Regions from separate parts of the Homo sapiens genome. Here region 1 is linked to region 2. A link is a contact called in ENCODE Hi-C or POLR2A ChIA-PET data. All regions are on one chromosome and are shown on one strand. The core of a region is the stretch at or near the end of the contact, and the rest is flanking DNA. Distances in the headings are between cores, read along the strand shown. Region 1 holds the start of DCUN1D1 (defective in cullin neddylation 1 domain containing 1). Region 2 holds the start of KLHL6 (kelch like family member 6).

Evidence for each region. Hi-C counts contacts between places; a loop is a spot of excess contacts on that map. ChIA-PET counts read pairs that join two places held with the same protein, here RNA polymerase II (POLR2A). Pooled maps may share reads with other maps.
Region 1: a map of GM12878 shows a loop between it and region 2 (3-fold over the local background). The contact joins the promoter of DCUN1D1 here to the promoter of KLHL6 in region 2. A Hi-C loop is called at or near these places in 1 of 168 maps with a recorded cell type or tissue (GM12878) and 5 of 50 pooled maps. POLR2A ChIA-PET finds 5 or more read pairs at or near these places in 3 of 52 experiments (A549, GM12878 and T-cell).

Annotation. Positions count from the first base shown.
Region 1 is chr3:182,976,895-182,982,718 of GRCh38, reverse strand. DCUN1D1 (defective in cullin neddylation 1 domain containing 1) reads left to right here and starts at 2,181. Exons shown (of 7, transcript NM_020640.4): 1 at 2,181-2,232. The coding sequence starts at 2,230. LOC105374246 (a long non-coding RNA gene) reads right to left here and starts at 1,912. Exons shown (of 2, transcript XR_924771.2): 1 at 1,232-1,912. RefSeq lists silencers at 1,893-2,332, 2,393-2,512.
Region 2 is chr3:183,552,338-183,558,009 of GRCh38, reverse strand. It overlaps KLHL6 (kelch like family member 6), which reads left to right and starts at 2,304. Exons shown (of 7, transcript NM_130446.4): 1 at 2,304-2,649. The coding sequence starts at 2,357. RefSeq lists a silencer at 5,275-5,444.

The DNA.
Region 1 (5,824 bases), core at 932-3,431, 580 kb after region 2:
GTGAGCTGAGATTGCGCCATTGTACTCCAGCCTGGGTGACAGAACTAGACTCCATCTCAAAAACAAACAAAAAAATACAACAACAAAAAGAATTGGCTAAGAAATAGAAGGCAGGGTGCAGATTTAAAAGTCATTTAGGAGGGAAAACTGGTGAGATGCGGAGTAAGGGGATGAGGCAGGAAGAGTGGTGGATGATTCTTAGATTTCTAGTTTGGATGATTTGATAAAAGGCAGGAGGAAAAGTGGGTTTGGGGATAAAGTTTTAGATTTGGTGAGCTTGATGGACCTGTGAAATGACCAGAATGAGTGTTTAGGCCTGTCACTTGGGGACTGGAAGTCAAGATTTGAGATTCCTCTTGATATGGGCAGTAGTTGACGTGGGAATGTGAGTGACAGCGTGACACAGGCTGTATACAGAAGGACGTTCAGGAATGGTCAGGAAAGCCTAAATTGAGTACAGCCAGCAAAGGAGAGTGGTCAGAGTAAAGAGGAGATGCAGGAGAAGGTGGAGTCATGGAAAATGAACAGGAAATTCAAGGAGGAAGTGTCCAAACGCAGGCGAGAGGTCAATTAGAATAACTAAGGCCTGTACCTTGGTAGAGCTTAGGAAAACCCACAAACGATTATTTCAATGGAGTAGAACAGATTGGAGTAAGAGATACAGTGAATCCTCCTCATTAACGCCCTAGGTGTTAATACTTTAGGTCAAAAGCTAGGTGAATTCCTGGAGAACCTCCGTGGATGTAGTCCAGTTTCAGGCTTGCTGCATGAGGCAGATCTGGCTTCTCCTTGCAGGACTATTTACCCAGAGCCCAGCAAGGAGCTTGGCACATTCACATGCATTCTTTAAATATTGGGGGAAAGAATGGATGAACGGTTTGTGGCCGCCAGAAACCTGCCTTGGTACAGCGCTGGGCGCTCCCAGTACATGGCTAGCTCCAGGAAGTTAGGAGGCCTTTGGGAGTTACCAAAGAAGTTCTGTTGTTTTGGTAAGAACAAATTCATTAGTTATAGGGTTGATCTGGTCGTTTAATGCCTGTGCTGGTGATGATGGTGATAACGGGTCTACTCAGGTGGGTCCTGTTCTGAAACGTAGGTAAGCTCTTGGTACAGTTTCAGATGTGACTTTCTGAGTGAGTTTGCTTTCTTAGCTGTTTTATTTCCTTCCTGTGTGAAGGTGTCTTATCTCTCCAACTGGATACTACATTTCTGAAGGGCAAGGACCACTTACTCCACAGGAGTCTTCTGTCCTCCTTGCAGCACGAATTTGTCCACTTGATCCTCAGCTCAGAATCCTAGTGCTCCTCAGCCTCAGTTGATTTAACGCCCAGGGCAGGTCACACCTGGACTGTCCGCCCTGCGTGACTAGACCCTCAGTGAAAAAATGTGTAGTTGCTTCCCGAAACTTATCCTGGGCGGGCCGAACTGAGGGGATACTGAGAGCTAGCAGTAGGCAGGCAACCTGGACTCCCGCAGCCCGGCCTTGGGTCTCAGTGCACCCCACCCCATCTCACTATAGGGTTACCCCAACTGTCTCCCAGTAGACAGGTCTGGGGAGAGCCTGGTCCTCACTAATGGAGTGACAGCCACCGCAGGGGGGGGACTAAGGTCTCCCCTGGGATGCCCACGCGAGGGAACTGATGTAGGTCTGATACTGAGATTGGGGGGAAAAAGAAGAAAACACGGGGCAGGGGGAGGTGTTTCCACTATCTTCTCCCTTTTTTTGATACTGATGGGGAGGGGAGGTCTGGGATGGATGAAGCTCCTCAACCATCCGTTTCAGCCGCCCCCAGCTGCTCAACTTATCCGCCGCCGCTCGTGCCCGCTTCCAGCCTGCGTAGACCCGGCCGTGGTCGTCCGGAAGGAACCGCGTAGGAAACGGAGGTGGGGTGTCCCCCGGCGCCCCCACCAGAGACCGCCCGGCGCGGCAGGAGGATGTCGGCGCGCGGAGGGCTTGCGTCGCCCGCCCCTCCCCCGCCGCGCCCCCCGCCCCCGCCCACTCCCCGGGGGACCCCCGCGCCCGGGGGAAGCCCCGCGCGGGGCGCCCTCCGCCTGCCTCCGTCCCTCCGCCTCCCCGAGGTCCGGGGCTGCCTCCTCGGGCCGCGCCGGGCCGCCCCGCACTGCGCATGAGCGGGAGCCGGGCAAGCCCGTGAGAGGAGCCGCCGCCGCCGCCGCCGTCCATTCGCTGCGGAGCCGGAGGAGGAGGGGAGAGGCCTGGAGGACACCAACATGGTGAGGCACTGCGGCCGCCCGCCCGCCCTGCCGGCTGGGGGCCGGCGCTGCCGCGCACCCCCGCCCCGGCCGCCCTCCGTCCCGCGGCGACCCTGCAGCCCCGAGCCTCGGCCCGCGGCCTCCGTCCCGCTCCCAGGCGGGGGCTCTCCTGCCTGCCTCTCCCTTCCTCCTTCGCCCCTTCCCGCCCGGGCGCAGCCGCTACGCGAGAGCCGAGGAGGCGGAGCGGAGCCGGGCCTAGTCGGGAGCCCCGGGGAGTTTGGGGCGCGGGGAGCGGCCCCGGTGCCCCTTGCCGGGGCCCGGCGCGGGTGGGGGAGGCGTTGGGGCGGGGGGAGGGGAGGGGGCAACGGCCTTGCCCCTGCCCCTCTGCCGGCTCCATTGTGTCTGGTCGGGGACTGGGGTCTGGGGTTCCGGGTGAGTAGCCTCCCCCCGCCCCGAAGCCGGGGCTTCCCTCTCCGCCCGGCCGGGGAGAAGGAAAGACTTTCCCGGCGCGCCTCTCCCTCCTCCGCTCCCGGCTCCAATACCCCGCAAGTCTCCCAGGCAGTTTTGCTTGGGGCGGGGTATCAGCCCTTTTCCTTTCTCCATCACCTCTCGAGGCGTCCCATGCTTTTGGAGAAGGAGAGTTTCCCCGGCCAGTTGGTGGAGGTTATATTTACCTCTCTACTGAAAACATGGGAGACTGCTGAGCTTGGGGGAGGGGGTACGGAAGTGCAACCTGTTCTCATTTCATAAAATTAGGGAACACAGACTAGCGAGCGCCCTTTCGAGCACCTATTTTATTTGCTTGGGGGTGGGAGGAGTAATTGCTTTATTATAGTAGTTAAGGGCCATTTGTGATTTTTTTTAAAACAGTTTGTCAAGTTACTCTCCTTTTTTGTTTGGGGGGGGGAAAAAGTCCTCTCCAGGCTTGCAGACCCTTGTGGTCGAGTTGTTTACTTTGGTAATTAAGTACCTGACTCTGCTGGACGCTCTTCGCGTTTCAGAAGCGCTGTTTGGCATTGTACAGTCTGAGCGTGAGTTGAATTCCGTGCAGGTTACTGTATGAATAGTAAAAATGATATTGTTGTCCTTTGCTCGTGGGGAACATAAAGGCCTCTTTGAGGAGGGTGTGTGTGCGCGCCTGTGTTAAGGGAATGCTCCAGTGTCTTTGTTTTTAGTTGGTCTTATTTTTGCTGAATGACACTTCTAGTCCCATCCTCCAGCTTGGCAGTATTTTGTTGTCATGTATGGATATATGGTTTAGTCTGACACATATTTAACACTTATGTTCTGTGGCAAGTTGTGTAGGAATTTACAGTTTGAATTGGTAAGAAAACTTTAAAGTGCAGGTTAATGTATAGATTAGTATTACAGTGTTCAGAGATCCACCAGGCAGTCTAAACAGTTTCTAGTTTCTTAAGTATTTAGATGGTCATAGACATTACTCCTGAAGTTTCCAGACTCTTAGCATTTAGATAAGTATAGTAAGCTCGAAGTAATGACGTTAATTCCCTGGGAAACACTCAGCCACAGCTGAAATGTGTGCTCTTCAGGATGGTCTCCAGATCCGCATCATCCCCTAGACAGTGGGGTCCCGGAAATACTCATCACCTGTTCAGGAATTCAGGCATCAAGTGGTTCGTAGGGAGAGTTCAGCTTGTAAGCTTCTATTCTTTTGGTTAATATTAAAATTAGCTAGTTTTGAAACTTAGCCATAACCCATGTAATTCTACCAGTGGTGACAAGATATTAATTTAAAACATATCCTGTGGCTGAACTCAGTTTATGTCATGAGAATTGTCGTGATATTCTCTGGTTTAGCTAACTCACCGTAGGGGCTGGGCACGGTGGCTCATGCCTGTAATCCCAGCACCCTGGGTCACCGAAGCAGGAGGATTGCTTGAGAGCCTAGGAGTTTGAGACCAGCCTGCGCAACATAGTAGTGAGACTCCATCCCAAGGAAAAAAAATAGCCAAGCATGCTGGTGCTAGCCTGTGGTTGCCCCTACTCCAGAGGATGAGGTGGGAGGATTACTTGAGCTGGGAGGTTGAGGCTGCTGTGAGCCCTGCCACTGCACCACTCCAGCCTGGCTAACAGACCTTGTCTCTTAAAAAAAATAATAAGAAAGGAAAGAGACTCACCACTGGCCCTAATCGAAGTTAGGCAGTAAGAATTTTATAGTTAAGAAGTTGTTTCATTATAAAGTTATCTTACATATATTTGTTTCTTTATGCAGTTTCGGGGCTGTGAGTTTTTTGGTGTCTGTAGCTGCAGCCCATTTCCAGAGCACATGTTATTGTCAGTTCTAGAGCAAACTTAAATGATGGGATATTTGAAATACTTTGTATAAGTAAAAAAGTTCTGTTAACTTCCTCCCTCCCCCCACACACAGACTAAAAACGACTCCAAAATTAGATAATATTCTGTTACTTTGGAACTTGTTTTTTGTTGTTGTTGTTTTTTTTTTTTTGAGATGGAGTTTTTGCTCTGTTGCCCAGGCTGGAGTGCAGTGGTGCAATCTTGGCTCACTGCAACCCGTGCCTCCTGGGTTCAAGCGATTCTCCAGCCTAAGCCTCCCAAGTAGCTGGGATTATAGGTGCCCGCCAACATACCCGGCTGATTTTTGTATTTTTAGTAGAGACGAGGTTTCACTATGTTGACCTGGCTGGTCTCGAACTCTTGACTTCAGGTGATCCACCTGCCTCGGCCGCCCAAGGTGCTAGGATTACAGGCGTGAGCCACCACGCCAGCCTGAAACATATTTTTAAAAAGTGTTCGGCTGAGTGCAGTGGCTCACGCCTGTAATCCCAGCACTTTGGGAGGCCAAGGTGGGCGGATCACAAGGTCAAGAGTTTGAGACCAGCCTGGCCAATACGGTGAAACCCCGTCTCTACTAAAAATACAAAAATTAGCCAGGCGTGGTGGTGGGGGCCTGTAGTCTCAGCTACTCAGGAGGCTGAGGCGGGAGAATCACTGGAACCCAGAGGAGGAGGTTGCAGTGAGCCGAGATCGCGTCATTGCACTCCAGCCTGGGCGAGAGCGAGACTCCGTCTCAAAAAAAAAAAAGTGTTCAAAACGTGTGGGTTGTTTTATTTATAAGATGGCAGGATTGGACTTGATGATTTCTAAAGTTTCATCCAGCATAGACATTTTATGATTCTAATGATTTTTAGACTCATAGCATCATAGAATTTTTAGACCTGAAATAGACTCAGAGATCATCTAATTACTCCTCCCCATTTTTACACAAGAAGAAATTGAATATCAAGGAGGTTTTGAGGTTCAGGTTTGCAGGATTGTTGGTTGCAGAACTGAAACTATTTTCTCCTGGTCTACCATTTCCCCCAGTATTATCTGTTAACTCATATGAAATCCAGAAAATTACATTTGAAATTAAATCATATCCATCACTTAAACACAGGAAACCCCATGTTATTTATGAATATGTTAAGTAACAAAATTCATATTAATGGGTGATCAATGATGTTAATGCCTATGTTTTCAATGGCTTTAAATATATATGAACTTTGAAATTTAAGATTATGTTGTCAACAAATACTAGAATTTGTAAATTCAAATACATGTAGGTCTATTCAAGGTTGTCTTTTCATAACTT
Region 2 (5,672 bases), core at 1,055-3,554:
GCTGAGGCAGGAGAATCGCTTGAACCTGGGAAGCGGAGGTCGCAGTGAGCTGAGATCGCACCACTGTACTCTAGCCTGGGCAACAGAGTAAGACTCCGTCTCAAAAACAAACAAACAAACAAACCTAAACTCCAAATTTTCTTGTAATTTTTATTAGAGTAAAATAAACCTATAAATGTATTCGGAAAGAATTGGTCCTTTTAATAATATTTAGTCTTTCCATAAAGGAACTTGGTATATTTATTTAAGTTTTCTTTCGAAACTCTTAGTAAAGTTTGTTAGTTTTCTTTATGTTGCTGGTTGCTGTTATTGCTAGGCATTTACATATGTTTTATTACCATTGTGAATGGCATTATTTTTCCATGACTTTTTTTTTTTTTTTGAGGCAGAGTTTCGCTCTTATTGCCCAGGCTGGAGTGCAATGGCACAATCTCAGCTCACTGCAACCTCCACCTCCCGGGTTCAAGCGATTCTCCTTCCTCAGCCTCCCAAGTAGCTGGGATTACAGGTGTACGCCACCGCGACTGGCTAATTTTTGTATTTTTAGTAGAGATGGGGGTTTCACCATGTTGCTCAGGCTGGTCTTGAGCTCCTGACCTTGTGATCCCCCTGCCTTGGTCTCCCAAAGTGCTGGGATTACAGGCATGAGCCACCACGCCCGGCCGTCAGGTTTCTTTATATGCTCCATTATAATCTTTTGGGACCACAATTGTATATTCAGTCCATCATCGATTGAAATGTCATTGTGCTGGGCATGACTGTACTTGTGACCGTTAATTTTAGATGTCAAGTTTACTGGGCTAAGAAATACCTAGCAACCTGTTAAAGCATTACCATGGGGCGTGTCTGTGAGGTTGTTTCCAGGAGAGATTAGTGAGTCTGAGTGGACTCGGTAGAGAAGATACACTCTCAGTGTGGGTGGGCACCATCCAATCAGCCAGGGGCCCAGAGAAAACAAAAACAGAAGAAAGGTCGATGTCTCTATCTCCTGAGGCTGGGATACAGTCATCTCCTGCCTTGAACAACAGGACTCCAGGATCCCCTGCCTTTGGACTTCAGGACTTACACCAGTCTCCCCACCCCCTGGATTCTCAGGCCTTTGGCTTTGGACTGAGAGTTATACCATCTTCTCTGGTTCTGAGGCCTTTGGACTTGAACTGAGCTCTCAGCAGTCTGTCATGCGACTTCTCAGTCTCCATAATCACGTGAGCCAATTCCCCTAATAATTTCCCTCTGCTATGCCTCTCTAGGTATCCTTTTGGTTCTGTCTCTCTGGAGTCCATCATCGACTGAAATATCATTATGCTGGGTATGACTGTAATTGTAATGGTTAATTTTAGATGTCAAGTTTGCTGGGCTAAGAAATACCTAGCAACCTGGTAAAGCATTACTGTTGGGCGTGAGAGAACGCTAACTGATACGCTCCTATAACTTCCCCAGGATATCATGGGATTTTAATAATGACAGTTATTACTACTTAACTGAGACATGCAGAGGTAATGAAAATACTTCAGGATCCACCGTTAGATGCACGGTCAGTAGATGTTGGGCTAATCTGAGACGTGCTATGGCAATTCGGTGTAGACCCACCCTGACTCATCCTCTGAGAAGATGCTGTTGATGGAGTTTTGGAAACCATTTCTTCTGTGCCCCCAAAGCATATTCGAAACAATAGACATTTTTTTTGGTGGGGGAAGACATGAAAGTTTGCCATGACGTTGTTTTCCCCTGGGTAGGGAGGAGGATGAAGATAGACGATCTGCAGTGCCGCCAGAAATGAGAATGTCAGGGATAAGTGGGGTTTCCATGGTTTACAAAGCACGGTTGTTGGATCATTGTGGGGTCTCAGACTCCTGGGAGGAGGAAGTGGGAGGATCATAGACTGTCTCCTGTCCATCCCCTCGCTGACGACTTGGGTTATTGAGCCACTAGGAGTACAAATGTGAAGCAGGAGGATTATAGACTGTCTCCTGTCCATCCCCTCATTGACGACTTGGGTTATTGATAGCATTAGGAGTACAAATGTAACAGCCACCACCGGAGGCTTCCTGCTCACGGATATGAGGTGGGAGATGCACCAAAATAAACACACAGCACTCACAGTGGACTCTGAGAGGACACTCCTCTTCCAGAACCCCCTCCCACACACCTATTCTAAGTAATTTCTAACCCTGTGATTACTCACAGAAAGAAGAAGAATAGAAGTTGCTGGCATTTGTAGTAACAGGATGAGAAAGTGCGAGACTTCCTGTTATGTGTGTGTGACAGCTGGTGATAAGTGGAGGGCCCTGCACAGGAAATCCGCTCAGCTCCTGCAATGGGGCCTGCCTGACACTTGGGCGCTCCTTCAGTCTCGATGTTGATGGCAGGACAAAGGGGCGCCTGGACCATGGGTGATGTGGTCGAGAAGAGTTTGGAAGGGCCCCTGGCACCTTCTACAGATGAGCCCTCCCAGAAAACAGGAGACTTGGTCGAGATCTTAAATGGGGAAAAGGTCAAATTTGACGACGCGGGACTCTCCTTAATTCTTCAGAATGGCCTGGAAACCCTGCGAATGGAAAACGCTCTGACAGATGTCATCTTGTGTGTGGACATTCAGGAATTCTCCTGCCACCGCGTGGTGCTTGCCGCAGCCAGCAACTATTTCAGGTCAGCATGCCTAGGACCAGAGTCAAATTGGGTGCAAGTTGCAAGGAAGAGGTGTGTTAGTGTGAGAGCCCAATCTTGAACAGTTGGCCATGATATTTATGGTTTACATATATATTAAGGCTTGTGTGTCTACTTAAAATATAAGAAAGGACACTATCACACTTTATTTTATTATTTATTTATTTATTTATTTTTGAGACGGAGTTTTGCTTTTGTTGCCCAGGCTGGAGTGCAATGGCGCAATCTCGGTTCACCGCAACCTCTGCCTCCTGGGTTCAAGCGATTCTCCTGCCTCAGCCTCCCGAGTAGCTGGGATTTGCAGGCATGCACCACAACACCCGGATAATTTTGTATTTTCAATAGAGATGGGGTTTCTCCATGTTGGTCAGGTTGGTCTTGAACTCCCGACCTCAGGTGATCCACCCGCCTCCGCCTCCCAAAGTGCTGGCATTACAGGTGTGAGACGCTGCGCCCGGCTTATCACACTTTAAATTTTAGGATTTAGGCCACATTAAAAGAGAGATTGGCATCATTTAAAAGCAATGCTTACATTCTATAGTAAACCTTTTGTGTATATTTCCTTGTTCCAAAGGATGGAAAATTACTGAAGTCATGGGGACTTTTTTCCCCCTTGGTCTGACTGGTGTTGGAAACATAATGTTGTCTTTGTTAATCAACAGACATAGAGAAAAAGGATGTGGCCCCTCTTCTGGAGTTGTCAAATGACTTGTTACAAATTAGGGGCTTCTTTATGTGTAGGCAGTGTGGGGAAAGGGAAAGCAGTTACAAAGATGCTTTAGATGGGAGAGGCCTCTAGTTACGATAAACTGGTGATCTCATAGTGGGAAGGCCTGAAGTCAGGAGACTTGGTTCCTTCTTGACAGTGAAACTTTAGGCAAGTCACAAAGTGCTCTGAATGTCTGTTTCATCATCTGTAAGGTGAGCACAATGATGATCACCTTTCAGGGCTGTCATAATTAAACAAGAGCGTGAAAAGGGTCCTACACAGTGTCTAGCATATAGTAAGTAGATGCTCAATATATCTTTCTTGGAATTCTTTTTCTGATTCTGCTTGATTCAGCTAAGGATGACTTATTGAGTGTTTCCCATGAGCACGTCCCTGGGGTAGGAATTTTATAGCGCTGGGAACCCAGTGAATACACCTGATCCAGTGTTCTCCATATCAGCATGGACATGGGGGAACCAGCCTGCAAGGGCAATGTGGATAATGAAGAAAGTATTTGGGAACTTGAAAAGAAATACCCTTAGAATTCTTCTTAATGAGATTCTTCTTAACTCTTGATTCTGGCTGAGGAAATTGAAAACGATTAACCTATGAAAGTATTATGGAAAGCGTTTTCTTTCTTTCTTTTTTTTTTTTTTGAGGTGCTTGGGGGGAAACGTTTCTTTGTAATTCATAGAGCAGGATCAGCAGGTTGCTGTGGGACTCATTAGGTCTCCTGTGTTGATAAGACAAGGGGATATCTGGGTTTGAGGGAAGCAGTGGCTGCTGTGTGCCAGACAGACATAGTTATCTGATTTTATTTTTGTAACAGCATGATGAAGGTGGCTGATATTTCACAGATGAGGAAATGAAAACTCAGCATTATATATCTGGTCATTGCTGGAGCAGGGACTGGGTATGTTCTGGAAATCCTTGTTACTGCAATGCAAGCTGCCACTAGGTCTGGGACTTCATTCCATGGGAAGTGTGTAAAATATAAAGTGTAAACACAGCCATCAAAATGGGTTGATATAAACACATTACTTTCTCCACCAACCTTGATCACGTGCTTTCACGTTGACTGCAGCCCCTCTCAGGAGTGAGTGAAGTCAAGTTAGCTCAATGCCCTGGGGACGCACATTTAGGTTGATCCTTTTGTATCCCTTGCTATCATAAAATGCATACCTGGAAGCAGTTTTGTTAGCGGGTTGGCCTGGCTGTGGACCAGGCCCGCTGGCTGTGTGCCCTCGAGTTGATCACTGGTCTTCTCTGGTTCTTGGGTTTCTCATCCTAAATGGGAATTTGGGCTTGGGTCCTTCCAGCCCTGCTGATCCAGGATACTTAGGGAAAGTCTCTGCCGGTCGTCAGAGGAGGCAACGGCAATGAGAAGCTGGAGAACATGAGGGTGAAGGCATCTGACTGTGTATACAGAGCCTCTCCCAAAACTGCCTGGTCATGAGAGGAAATTCCTTCAATTCTTCTCTTCAGAGAAGTGACTTTTGCTTCTTCTCTTGGGATTTTCAACGTGACTTTCCTTCTACAATGAATACTGTCCTGGAGACAGGATTCTTTCTTCCGGTGCTACTATTCCTATCAACTCCTGTTTGTGGAGCGCTTACTGTGGGCCAGGCCCTGTAGCTTCTGTATCACATACTCTAGTCCACTCCACCCTCACAACAACCTGACAAGGCAGGGAGTCCTATCCCCAGCCTACCGACGGTGAGCCAAAGTCCAGAGTGTCACAGCAAATAAAAAGTAGCCAAGCTGGGATTTAGACCTAGGACTGACGTTAAATCTGACACACTCTCTCGCTTTGTGTCTGAGGTTTTGAAAGGGGTTCTTCGTATGCTCAGGTTTAGGGAGGTCAAAGAGTCTCTCTGTCTGAGAGGCTTTCTTTTTTTTTTTTTTTTTTTTTTTTTGAGACGGAGTCTCGCTCTGTCGCCCAGGCTGGAGTGCAGTGGCACAATCTCTGCTCACTGCAAACTCCGCCTCCAGGGTTCAGGCCATTCTCCTGCCTCAGCCCCCTGAGTAGCTGGGACTACAGGCACCTGCCACCACGCCCGGCTAATTTTTTGTATTTTTAGTAGAGACGGGGTTTCACTGTGTTAGCCAGGATGGTCTCCATCTCCTGACCTCGAGATCCACCCGCCTCGGCCTCCCAAAGTGCTGGGATTACAGGCGTGAGCCACCGCGCCCGACCAGTCTGTGAGGCTTTCAACACAGCTCTCTGTGTTTTGGAGGGCCTGGAAGCTGGTTATAAAATTATGTCATTTTTTTCCTTTATTCACTGAGAAAATAA